Regions from separate parts of the Homo sapiens genome. Here region 1 is linked to region 2. Evidence: chromatin contacts called from ENCODE Hi-C or POLR2A ChIA-PET data. All regions are on one chromosome and are shown on one strand. Each heading gives the region's core, a stretch centred on a gene start or an enhancer-like site at or near the end of the contact. The rest is flanking DNA. Distances are from core to core; before and after follow the strand shown. Region 1 has its middle 16 kb from the start of CTAGE1. Region 2 has its middle 72 kb from the start of CTAGE1.

Region 1 (6,563 bases), core at 2,957-5,456, 53 kb before region 2:
CTGGGGGCTGGAAGTTTGAGATCTGGATGTCGGCAGGGTTGGGTGCTGGGGAGGGCTCTCTCCCAGGCTTGCAGAGGGCCACCTTCTTGCTGCGTCCTCACATGACCCTTCCTCAGTGGGTGCTTCCTCTCCTTATAAAGTCACAAATCCCATCATGCAGGACCCAACCTCAAGACCTAATGTAACTCTCATTACCTCCCAAAGGTCCATCTCCAAGGTCTCATTACCTCCCAAGGTCTCATCCCATTGGGGGTTAGAGCTTCAACATATGAGTGATGAGGGAGGGACACAAACGTTCAGTACATAACAATAATCATGTCTTAAACATAGGCCTTCTCATTTCAATTTCTAATTTCCTTTTATCCTGCTACACTGTAGCTGGATTCATTAATTCCTACTTGCCTTCTAAAACCCAGTCAGGGTGCCCACCGTGAAAAGCCCTTCCAGACCCTGTTTTCCAAGGCGGGGCTGGGCTCAGGGCTCTCCTCTGGGCTTCCCTCGGATCCTGTGCATTCTTTTAGTCCTTCCCACTGTGTTTGAGAATCACAGATAGGTCAAGGCCTTAGTAACTTTGTGTCTGTAGAACCAACAAGACTTGTTCCATCGTGGCCCTTCCAACAATATTTGTTCCGTTTCCCTGGAGCAATTTGACAGCCCATCGGGCATTGGGAACGGTTTTATCTGTTTTAGGACCATTAGAACTTCAAGAATCGCACAAATGCTACTGGTTTTTTTTCAGACCTTCAGAAACTCCCAAGCCAATGCTTTCAGGAAGTCTTAAATATTCATCTTAGAAAACTCTAATTAGTATTGCAAATTAAATGTATCCTTTTCTGGTCTGGCTATTATACAAATGGAGGTGTTTTTTCAGTTGTTGTTTTAAGACAAGGTCTCACTTTGTCATCCAGGCTGGATTACAGTGGCGTGATCATGCCTCATTGCAGCCTCGACTGCCTGGGCTCAAGTGATCCTCCCACCTCAGCCTCTGGAGTAGCTGGGACCACAGGCATGCACCACCACACCCCAAATGGAGGACTTTTTTTTTTTTTTTTTTGATGGAGCCTTGCTCTGTCTCCCAGGCTGGAGTGCAGTGGTACGATCTCAGGTCACTGCAACCTCTGCTTCCTGGGTTCAAACAATTCTGCTTCCTCAACCCCCTGAGTAGCTGGGATTACAGTCATGCACCACCACACCCAGCTAATTTTTGCATTTTTAGTAGAGACGGGGGTTTTGCCATGTTGGGCAGGCTGGTCTCAAACTCCTGAACTCAGGTGTTCTGCTTGCCACAGCCTCCCAAAGTGCTAGGATTACAGGCATGGGCCACCATGCCTGGCCCCAAATGGAGGTTTTTCACACCAGACCTGAAAATCCATTCGTTGGGGAGGATAGGAACGTCTAAGTTGTTTGATGTTTGGCCCAGACTTTTAGAAAATCCCACAAGTAAATTTTACTGGTAGGAACAGTGGGAATCAAACTCATCTCTTTGAAAGGCTTGATGATAGCAAAGTCTCCCGAGACACAAGTAGTGATACGGGAGATGGAGCAAAATAACTTGCTCCATATCTTCCTTCCTTAAAAGAATTGGCCAAGGAACGGCTTGGATGACTCATTGATCTCTGCCTGTGACCCGTGCCAGAGCCTTGCCTGCCGGGTTCTCTGAGTTTCTGGTGAAGCATTCAGACTCCATGCAGGAAGTGAGGTCATGATTGTTTTGGCAGTTTGGGTGGCGTTTATCCTTTGGTAGCGGCTGAAGTTTATCAGTAGGTTTAGCCTTTGCACTTTGAGAAACCAACTATTATCTCACTCACAATTTAGAATAATAAAAAGTCCATGGCAGAAAAACGTGCAGTAAGTACAGATAAAGAACAAACGAGGGAGAACCTGGTGTTCCTGTCCACATCAGCCCCCCAGGGCACACAATCTATCCATGCTCTGATAGAGTCCGTGAGAAGGCGCCACCGGCGTTCTCGCTTTTTCTTTCTGGTAGCAGCTGCAAGTCAAGACATTTCTTGGAGAGCGGTTGGGAGTAGAGAAAACACGTTACATCTTTAGTTAATAATTTGGATTCAGTTATATCCTGAAGTGACCTGCAAGGGGGACACTTAGGTTTAGGAAGACCTCTTAAAGGTTTGTCTCCTCCCTGGGAGCTGTAATCAGAGCAGTTAAAAGATGGGCTAAGCCTCCGCAGTTTGTTGTCAGAAGTGGCTAAGAAGAATCTGGTAACTGCTGTCAGGGACCCCTCCTGGAGGCTTCCTGTACCCCGTGGGACGCCGACCAGATTTCCAATGTGGTTCTAAGTCTGAGATGCTACAAGCTTATGCATTTACAATTACATAGAGAAACAGGGTTCTCCTTTAACACTTTGCTCATGAGGGGCATCCCAAAGACTAAAAAGTACGGAACTGCAAAAACAAACGAACAAACAACTTTGCAAATCTTGCTTTAAATATCCAAAGCAAGAGAAAAGTAACACATCACCATTAAAATGATCTTAGATTGGTAAACTATCTGAGCTGCTATACTATTATTAATGGGAAAAAAAAAAACACCTGGATGAAGATGTTAAATAATTCCATAAGTCACTATCATTCATCAAGCAAGTAAGAGACTTTTTATGCAACTACAAACTCTGGCTTGACTTCTTCAAATTTTGTTTTATGTTTTATTTTTTATATCTGGAATATATTGTGAGACTTAGAACAGATGGCTATAATCCCAAAGCATATATATGCATTATAGTTTTTAGGAGCTAAAAACTATAATTAAAAATGATTGTATGCACACACAGTGCTGAAAGATTTTTAAAACAGAAAAGCTTCATATAAAATGTGGACTTTCTCAGCCATCCTGTTACTTGATGCTCTGTAGACATGCTCTGGGTGAGAGGATCATACCTCACAGTGGGATCGGGACACCCCAAAGGGAGATTGTCTTGTAGTTGGATCAGTTCGGCCTAGTCCACACTTGGAACTCTCCCCTGCTGGTTTCAGTTACGGTAGACTGGAATTGGCACATTACCCAGAGGCGGAAGGGAAGTTACAGTGTCTGTGGATATGTATAGTGGTGCCTCACACACTAGATTTCATGTCAGACAAAGCAAGTTGAAATCTGCAATCTGCTTTTTATTAGCTTTGTGACCTTGGGCAAGTTAATCTCTTTAATCCCCGGTAACACTGTGGGGTTATTTTGAGGTTTAAATGAACCCACGACGGCCACTTCACTAACTCCCTAATTTTCTTATTACTCATCAGGTCCCCATGTTCTCTCATCCTTCCTTTCATGGCTTAATTAATTCATGGCTTAATTAATGGTTGGCTCCATCTTCACAAGCACCCTCAAAGCTCTCTTGTTTCTCTCCCTCCATTGTACTTGCCTGGAAACCCCCAGCCTAAGATGGATCCACCAAGCTACTCTTCTGGGAGAGAAATCATTCATACCAACAGGATCACAAAACACACTTTTCCACCTGCATCTGCCTTGTGCTCACAGTGCCGTTTGACCCAGTCGGCCACCATCTTCTTGGCTTCTTAACACCACCACCACTTCTTAACACTTCTTGGCTTCTTAACACCACTCTGAGATATACTTTCAAGTTCTTTGCTTTATTGTTTAAATTAAAAATAGAGGGGTTTTTTTTCTTGTTCAAAGGGTTGCAATAATAATTTTTCTAGAAGCCGGACACGATGATTTTACTGAAGAGACTCCAACCCTGCCTCTAATCAGAGGACCTAAATAATCACTGCAAATCCTGAAGCCCTAGAGCTGTGTTCCCTGAACACCTAAAGACAGAGGAGGTGAGGCCAGCAGTCTCCTTAACTCTCTGGGTCAGCCTCAGAGATGGCCATCAGCTGATTCCTCTTTTTTATTCCTTAAGGGTTGAGAGTTGAAGAGAGAAGTCAATTGATGCCACCACTGAGTTTTAGGACTTCAAAAAGAAATGTATAAATAGCTGTTTGGTTTTCTTGCCATTTCCACCAAGGTCTAAGTGGGTGGGGGTGAGGCGGGGTGTTGATGGACAGGGAGCAGCCATGATTCATTGGCCTCTCCGTTTTGGGAGGGAAGCTCACTGGGCTATTGCTGGTGACTGCACTTTCACAAATGCTCCTCCGGTGCACTTTCCCTCTGTAAATGGCTGCCTTCACTTGGAGAGTTACCTTTTTTCAGTGTCTTTCACAGCTTTCGTAACTTCTAGCTCTAGGAAAGGGTATGAGAGAGTTCATGTCTTTGTCAGTTATCCTGGAGGAAAGCAAACCAGTCCTCAAAAATGAGTTACTCATCATGTGAATTCATTGGTTAAATAAAGGCTGAATAGTGGGAAGAGTTACTCATATACCGTAACAGACACTCACAGCCATCTGGCTGTCTGGCCTCCTCTTCATGCCCACATTACTCCTTACTCTAAATGAGGTTAATGGGAATTAATATATATGTATTAGGAAAAGGAGACATCCTTGGGGACCTGAGCTCCAGCTCATCAGTACAGTGCTCCTCTCTAGGTAGACAACAGGGTACTTGGGGAAACACTGAGTAATGGTTGAAAGATAAATTACATATAGGCTAGTCAATATCTTGCCAATTAAGCTTACTGTATTCCTGAATAGAACATTTCTGAGAAAAAGACTGGCATCTAAGCAGTTCAAATAGTTGCATTTTATTGTCCTATTTCATGGGGCAATTTCTTTCCACATTGACTTTCATACACATAGACAGTGGAAACAGCTTTTTAAATTTACAAATAAAATACTTCAAAATTGTATCTGTAGGACTGGCAGTCATTGAGAAGAAAAATCAGCCATCCCACAAGACAATGCTTGATAACAAGAGTCCCTAAAATGTGTGATGTGCTTGGTGAAATATTTCTATCCTACTCATTAGCGTATTTGAGCAGACTTTCTTGCATGCTGTCTCTCTCCTTCCTATCAATGCTATCTCTAGTCCATGCTATTAATTATTTACATAATGCCCATATTGTGAAATACATAGCATGCATTATGAACATCAGACAGTGCTTTTCTGTGGCTTGTATCACGGTATTCTATCAACCCACTACATAAACAACCTCTCTCATATGTAGACTGCATGATGGTCCTGATGAATTGATCTTGTTCAGATCCTGTGTACATATTACAGCAGTGTTTTATCACTACATAGATATACACACACACTCAATAGTCACTGGTGTTAAAATAAATATTGTGACTTTGCCTAGAGAATGGCCTCACTGAGTAACTGGCGGCATCAGATGGTCTTTATCAGTCATGCAGATAGGAGCGTGCCTGCTCGTAGCTTGGTTGTCTTGTTGTTTGGGGTGATTCTCCTTTTCATCTATCCCAGGGAAGGGTTCTGTTCTTCATCATAGCAAGCCCATGGGATGGTCTAATTCTCTGTGCACAGGAGAAATCTAAAAGCACCCTGTTGAATCAGTCAGTCCAGTTTCACTAAACGTTTTACTCAATTCAGTAGCATTTATTAACCACTTAGCAGTGTATTCTGAGCACTGTGGGAAATATAAAAGAATAATAATCCTTTAAAGAATGTAAGCTTGAATGGCTTAAGATCAAAATTGTTCTTTTTTAGCAGCTTTAAAGGGTTATAATCCACATATCATACAATTCACACATTTAAAGTGTACAATTCAATGGTGTTTAGTGTATTCAGAGTTGTACAACCATTATCAAAATCAAGCTTAGAATATTTCATTACCCATAAGAGAAATCTTGCAATTAGCAATCATTCTCCATCTTCCCCTCCTCAAACTTCCCAAACCCAGGCAACCATGAATCTACTTTCTGTCCTACGGATTTGCATAATCTGGACATTGCCTGTAAATGAGATTATACAATATGTGGTCAGTTGTGACTGGCTTCTTTCACTGGACATAAGGTTTTGTTCATTGATGATGTAGCATGTATCAGTATTTCATTCTGTGTTATTGCTGAACAACATTTCATTGCATAGATATACAACAAATTATCCATTCATCAGTTGATTGCCATTTTGGTTGTGTGCTGTTATGAACAATGTACATAAAACTTATGTTTTTATGTACATGTGTGTTTTCATTTTTCTTACATGTGTATTTAGGAGTAGAATTGCTGGGTTACATGGTAATTATATGTTTAACACTTTGAGGAACTGCCAGACTGTTTTCCAAAGTGGCTGCACTATTTTCATTATCATTAGCCATATACAAGGGCTCTAATTTCTCTACATCCTTGTCAACATTTGCTATTATTTATATTTTTATTTAATTATAGCCATTTCTGTGGATATGAAGTGTTATTTCATTGTGGTTTTGATTTGCATTTCTCTTATGACTAAGAATGTTGAGTGTCTTTTCACGTATTTAATGGCCATTTGTATATCACCTTTGAAGGGATGTCTGCTCAGATTCATTGCCCATTTTTCAACTGGGTTATTTTTTCTTTTTATTATTGAGTTGTAGGTGTTCTTTATATATTCTAAATACAAGCCCTTTTTCAGATATACGATTTGCAAATATTTTCTCTCATTGTGCGGGTTATCTTTTCACTTTCTTGATGATCTTCTTTGAAACAATAAAG
Region 2 (6,634 bases), core at 382-2,881:
AAGAGTGGTTATGTGTGTGATTTGTGAGCAACACTTTGTTTAAAGTTGCAAGCTCTCTTAGTTTTCACAATAATAACAATGTCTGACAGTTTCTCATTCTGCAAACAACAGCTTCTTGGTTTGTTTAGTGCAACACAGAATTGTGAAAAGCTCACAGGCTTTGAAAGCAGAGATACCCAGGCCCAAGTCTACCACTGACTGTCACGTCTTAACTGTGTGGTTCTTAGCATGTCACTTTTAATGTCAAAGTCTTATTTACCTCCTCCATAAATTGGACATTCTCATATCATGGGTGTGTGTTCTTTTTTGTTGTGATAAGTGATTGGCACAGGTTTGTCACATGGTGACATGTTTAATAAGTAGTAGGTTTTATAATGTTTTCAGGCTTAATAAAGGCATTTGGTTTATTAATCAAAGATTAATGAACAATGCTGTCACTTTTTGGTTTATTCTACAACAAAAATAAGCTAACAACTTTTCTTTCTTTCTTTCTCTTCTTTCTCTTTCTTTTTTTTTTTTTTTTTTTTTTTGTTAAGCAGGGTCTCACTCTGTCACCCAGGCTAGACTGCAGTGGTGCAATCCTAGCTCATTGCAACCTTGAACTCCTACGGTCAAATGAGCCTCCCACCTCAGCCTTCTGAGTAGCTAGGACTACAAGTGTGTACTACTATGCCAGGCTAATTTAAAAAAAATTGTAGAGATGACATCTTGCTATATTGCCCAGGCTGGTCTAAAACTCATGGCCTGAAGGGATCCTCTCACCTCAGCCTCCCCAAATGTGGGGATTACAGGCATGAGCCACCATCCCCAGTGAGTAACAACTTCTTGGTGTTGGAGAAAAACAAATACACAAACTCTGTGGGCTCACTTTCTTCATTTATAAAATTAAGGATGCCCCAGATGATTCCTAAGGCCTCTCTATAATTTTTTGTCTGGCTCATAAACTGGATCTGGATATAATTCCAAAGTAATTCAAGTAAATACATTCCAGAATGGGGTTTTAAGTAATAACAGCATCATTGCAATAAATTTAAGCATGATTACTTTAGAGGACAATACTCTTTTAGATGTGTGATTCAAGTCAGGTTATTTTAATATTAATAATATGTATTTAATGCCTACCTTGCTACAGTCCAGCAAGTGTTTTTGTTACATTTTGTAGCCACACCTTAGACCTGTGGGAAGAACAGGAAAGAACAGCAGGAAGAGATGGAGACAATATGAGGTAGAAGGTCAGGATAAAAGCAAGGTGACCTGGCAAGGCTGGCTCTGTCTTCCCCCTGGTTGGACAATGACTTGCTTGCATTGTGTGCCTTACTTTACTCAATAAATATATTCCTGAAAGTAGCTTCAAAACATTTGCAGATTGAATCATGTTTTCGGTGTAACACAGGCATGTTCTATTGAAACCACTCCCATGGTAAAACTTTTTGTAAAAAGAGACATTATTCTCTAATTCTAAATCTACATTGGATTTTCTTAAAGGAAAGTTCAACTGTAATTATTTTCCTGGAGAGGAAAAGTGATGTCAAGCCACCCTGATGAGAGCCTGGTGTGGGAACAGCTTGTCTGGCCTCTTGGGATCTCTGGGGAAAGTAGACGGAGATGAGGAATAGACACGTATTCCAGAACTGGACTTCGAATGGGCCTTTGGCCAAACTTGGCCCAATTTCTCAACAGAGAGAAAGCACTGACCCAAGCTGAAGACTGATTCACAGCCAACCTGCTTTGGACACGTTGTCCTCTGCCAGGCAAGCCAGCGCCCTATCCCTGAGGCACTTGCTGGCCAGGGGAAGGAAATGCTGGGAGAGGAAGCCTTGCTCTTTCCCCCTTTGCTGCATAGTTCCAGCTTTTGTGCAGCTCTCATGTTTGGGGATAGGGGAGGAAGGGAGAAGACTGGGAAGTGGGAGGAGGGGGACAAGGCCACCCATGAAGATGCAGGGAAAGCCAGCAAAGGCCAGGAGGGAGTCATTGCAGAAGAAGAGAATAATGTGAATGAACTTGGGGACAAAGGGGAAATAAGGAAGGGGTTCAGGGAAACCTCACAAACTAGATGGAAAAGAAAGAGGAAGGGGAAATTCCCAGGATAGAAAGTAAACCAGGAAGAGACGAAGAGGAGGGCTTCTCCAGGTGTGACCCACACCCCAAATTCAAACATTCTTGATTTAGAAAAATGTCCTGTGATTCATTCTCCAATGGGAAGTCCACTGTGTAGAAATTTTCTTTAACAATTTCTTCTTGACATGCTCCTGGAATTATAAGGAATTTGGGCATGAGAGCTCCTTTTCCAAAAAGATTCATGAGAGGACTTCTTCCTCGGTGCTGACTGCATTTGGAAGAGCAGTTGAATTAGGAATGGCTTGCAAAAATGTTAGTAGGGATGGAAGAGAGTGTTGGAGACGAGGAGTGATTAATATTCAAAATTCAGGTTTGTGTTCAATTTTGAAGTCACTGTTTTAGTTTTGATATCAATGTAAGGAGTGTAAGACCTGTGTAAATGGGATATCAGGTTAAAAAATCCAGCCTGCTCCATCCTGAGGAGAGCACAAATACATGGGACTCACAGATAATTCAAATGTTGACTTCACTACTCCAGCTGTCAAAGCAGTTCTGAGCGAGAACAAGACTGTTTGTAGGAACTCTAGTTCTTTTGCATTACCTGTCTTCCTGGAGGTAGAATCATCAGGAAGAAGAAACCAAGAGGAGCAGAATCAGATGGGTGAAGTAACCCGTGCATTATGTAAACAATCTTTGGCCCATAACCTAGGGTGAGCCAACATATTAATATTTAACTACTAACTCACAGGATCAACCAATCAGATTTGGCCCTGGACATAGCCCCAATCAGCCCTGGAGATAACATTCCCATGGCAACACTAATGCATTCTTCACTGAATGGTTGGCAACACTAATGCACTTACTCATTTAAGATTCTTTGTTTAATGTATGTCTTCCCCTCCAGACTGTAAGCCTATTGAAGGGTTTCCCTAGCATGTTGTGGGTGCTCAATAAATAACTATTGTCTGACGGCAAATACCACACCCCTGAGCCATATGGAAGACATCTCCCCTCATGGTGTTGTGGCTAATTCAGAAGTGGCATAGAGTCATGAAAAAGTGCTTCACATCAGGACAGCAGCTCAGCTCCTGACCTGGTTCTGCTTTTCTCTCACTGTGTGACTTTGGACAAGTCATCTCCTCTCCCTCTACCTCTGACTCCTTTGCTATGAAATGACAGGATTGGATTTGATGATCTCTGAGGCCGATTTCAGCTCTAATACTCAGTGGTTCAGCACACCCATAAAGTGCACAGCAGAGGTTTGTTTGTGACCAAAACAGAATGTTAGGAACTGAAAAAACTGCCAAAGACCACTTTAGAGGAAAAGTGGAAACAAGGTTTTGTGTGAAATATGCTTGGCTTGCACAATGCAAGTGATTCTTTTGTGAGAGCGGAAGGCCATAGGGTGTGATTACTTTATCTGCCACTAAGCTTCCTGGGCAGCCCAGGCCAAGCTAAAGATACCTATCACTCTTGTTCAAGGTCCGTTTCCTACTGAGTTGTCACACTGTTGAATTATTGTTGAGTTGAAGTCCAAAAGGGGAAATATTTTGCAATCTAGAGTTGGACCCTGGAGCTATACAACTATGATTACTGATACAGATTTTCCCAGAAAATCTCAGTGCACCGAGGTCATACCAAGGAGCCCTCATACTTCTGTATGCTACTGTCAGCTTACTCTGCTGGTGGTGCTGAAGTTCCGTGAACATTTTCCCCAATGAGCAAGTAAAAACATTTCATTTTGCCTCTTCCTGAACCATTTTTTTAAAAGTTTTTATATGGAATAAATCTTTACATTAAAAAAGATACACAATAGCATTTACTTTTAAAAATAAAATTTAAAATATGATGTGTATATTTAAGGTATACAACATTATGTTATGGGATACATATAGATAGTAAAAAGGTTACTATAATAAAACAAATATATTCAGCATCTCACAGAGTTATCCCCATTGCCCTGCCCCTTTGTTTGGTAAGAGCAGCTAAAATCTACTCATTTAACAGGACTCCTAAATGCATAAAATTTTATTAATTACAGTCCTCCTGTACATTAGAGCTCTAGGCTTATTCATTCTAATATATGCTACTTGATAACCTCTGACCTACATCTTCCCATTTGTTCCCCTTTTCCCTAACCCCTGGTAACTACTGTTTTATTCTCTGTGTTTGTATATTTGACTTTAATTTTGGTTTAGATTCTACATACAAGTGATATCATAAAATGTTTTTCTTTCTATGCCTGGCTTACTTCATCTAGTGTAATATCCTCCAGTTCCATCCAAGTTGTGGCAAATGGCAGGATTTCCTTTTTTAAGGCTGAATAACATTCTATTGGATGGATAGCTAGATGATGATAGATAGATAGATAGATAGATAGATAGATAGATAGATAGATAAAGAGTGTCCTGTGTACTGAGTCAGAGGACACATATATCTGTTTCTTTATCCATTTGTCCATTGATGGACACTTAGGTTGTTCCCATATCTTGACTATTGTGAATAATGCTGCAACAAACATGGGTGTGCAGATATCTTTATGAGGTGGTGATTTCATCTCCTTGGGTATATAATCAGAAGAGGGATTACTATGTTAAATGGTCATTCTATTTTTAATCAATTTTTTTGAGACAGGGTTTCACTTCATTGCTCAGGCTGGAGTGCAGTGGCATGATCATGGCTACTGTAGCCTCAACCTCCCATGCTCAAGTCATCCTCCCACCTCAGCCTCCCAAGTAGCTAAGACTACAGACATGTGCCACCATGCTGGGCTAATTTTTTAGTTTTTTGTAGAGATGTGAACTCACCATGTGGCTTAGGTTTTTCTTAATTTGTCTAGGAACCTCCATATTGTTTTCCATAATGCTTGCGCCAATCTACATTTCCACCAACAATGTACAATTTTTCCCTTTTCTCCACACCCTTGCTGACATTTTTTATCTCTTGACTTTTATGATTATCATCCTAATGGACATGAGGTGAAATAAGCTTTTAAAAAAACCTTTTTTTATGTAGCTCTGTTTAAAAAGCACTTTAGGAAGAAGGACATATTTGTCTGCACAAAAAGAGTATCCTGTGTACTGAGTCAAAGGATGACAAGCCCATAGCTCCTTGAATCTTAACACAGATGCTACTATGACTATTAGCTTTTAAACTCCTGCCATCCTCAGAGAGCCTATGATAGTGATGAAGAAAGAATTATATAACATGACGGGTTCAAAGATCCCAGGACAGGTATCAAAACCCCAGCTTCCAAACCAGTTGCGTGTATTCCTCTGAGCAAATCCCGGCCTCTCTGAGCCACTGTTGACTCCCATGTGAACCGTTCATCCAGGTGCCCAGAAGCTCTGCGTTCTGTGGAGCCTTAGAAGTCCAGGTGGGAGGCAGGTGGAAAGAGAGAAGGACCAAGAGACAGACGGGGGTTCCGTGTCCCTGGAGCCAGAGCTCTACTTTTGTCTTTTATACGTGTCCGAGGTCTGCTAAAATGTCACTGAAGAAAAGATTATGCTGTCTATAAAGAGTTTGAAAGCACAGGATTAGATGACCCCTAAAGACACTCTTAGTTCTTTAAAAAAAAAAAAAAAAGTCCTCTGGGTTCATGTTCACATAAACTCACAAGCTTAGGTACACACACACAAACACACACTCTCATGCTTACACACACCCTCCACTATAAAAACAAACAAGATTGATTAACATTTCATGAATCGTGCTGAAAAGTTAATTCAGATGTCCTTCTCTCTGAATGCTCTGCTGTCCTCTGCAGGTCCCCAGGTCCTGCTGGGAGTTGGGGAAGCACTGCATGTGACCAAGTCTTCAGCTGAAAATCAAATCAGTTAGAGCTAAGTGAAGCTTAGAGCTCATCTGTCCCCTGCTTAACTGTATATATGATGAATGCAAGGCCTGGAAAGGGGAGTGACTTACCCAAGGTTATATAACTAGCTGGTGGCAGAGCCACCATTAGGGGTCACTTCTCCGAATCCCAGCCCAGTGTCCTTCCCACCATACTATGCTCTTGAAAAATGATGGAACTACATGGAATGACTGAATATTCTGTATTGATAGACTCTAAAATAAAAATATTTCCCACCCATCTCTGTGGTATGGGTAGATCTTTAGAGCTATTAAGACCCTCCCCTACCAAAAAAATACCATACACACACACACATACACACACACACACACACACACACATACACACACACAGGCACTTTGCCAAGGGGATAAGGGGTAATGAAAAACCCTTGGCAAGTGGATACTTCAAAGCTTTAGAGAGTTTATCTGAAGAAGACTTTGAATAGAGTGCAATGTTTTATGAGTTTTCCTAATCCCTCAGTAAATGTGCCTTGCTGAATAAGCAGAAACATTTTTAATGACTGTTAAAGAGTTATAGACACAGGCCTGTGACTGGGTATTAGAGTAGGGTTTCCTAGGACCTTTAGTCTCCTGCACTCCAGGACTGGAAGTAGAATTTATATCTGTGCCACTGGTTCTGAGCTAATAAATTTAGAGCCCAAGGCTCTTTCTTCTGAAGGTTGGTGGCCACTTACTGTTTACTCAGTGCTAGCAACTGCTA

What was found. A loop is a pair of places that touch in the nucleus more often than their neighbours do. ChIA-PET counts read pairs that join two places held with the same protein, here RNA polymerase II (POLR2A). Pooled maps may share reads with other maps.
Region 1: a loop to region 2 is called in a map of esophagus muscularis mucosa, with 12 times the contacts of the local background. The contact joins two enhancer-like sites. A Hi-C loop is called at or near these places in 4 of 168 maps with a recorded cell type or tissue (Caco-2, HCT116, esophagus muscularis mucosa and 1 more) and 1 of 50 pooled maps. POLR2A ChIA-PET finds 5 or more read pairs at or near these places in 2 of 52 experiments (AG04449 and activated T-cell).

The regions. Positions count from the first base shown.
Region 1 is chr18:22,431,130-22,437,692 of GRCh38, forward strand. No RefSeq gene overlaps it. Among named protein-coding and RNA genes, the nearest start is that of CTAGE1, 16 kb to the left of the region's middle. Within about 2 kb of position 4,207, at least 2 of the 41 ENCODE cell types and tissues checked have a DNase peak (open chromatin) inside an H3K27ac peak, as active enhancers do.
Region 2 is chr18:22,487,085-22,493,718 of GRCh38, forward strand. No RefSeq gene overlaps it. Among named protein-coding and RNA genes, the nearest start is that of CTAGE1, 72 kb to the left of the region's middle. Within about 2 kb of position 1,632, at least 6 of the 41 ENCODE cell types and tissues checked have a DNase peak (open chromatin) inside an H3K27ac peak, as active enhancers do.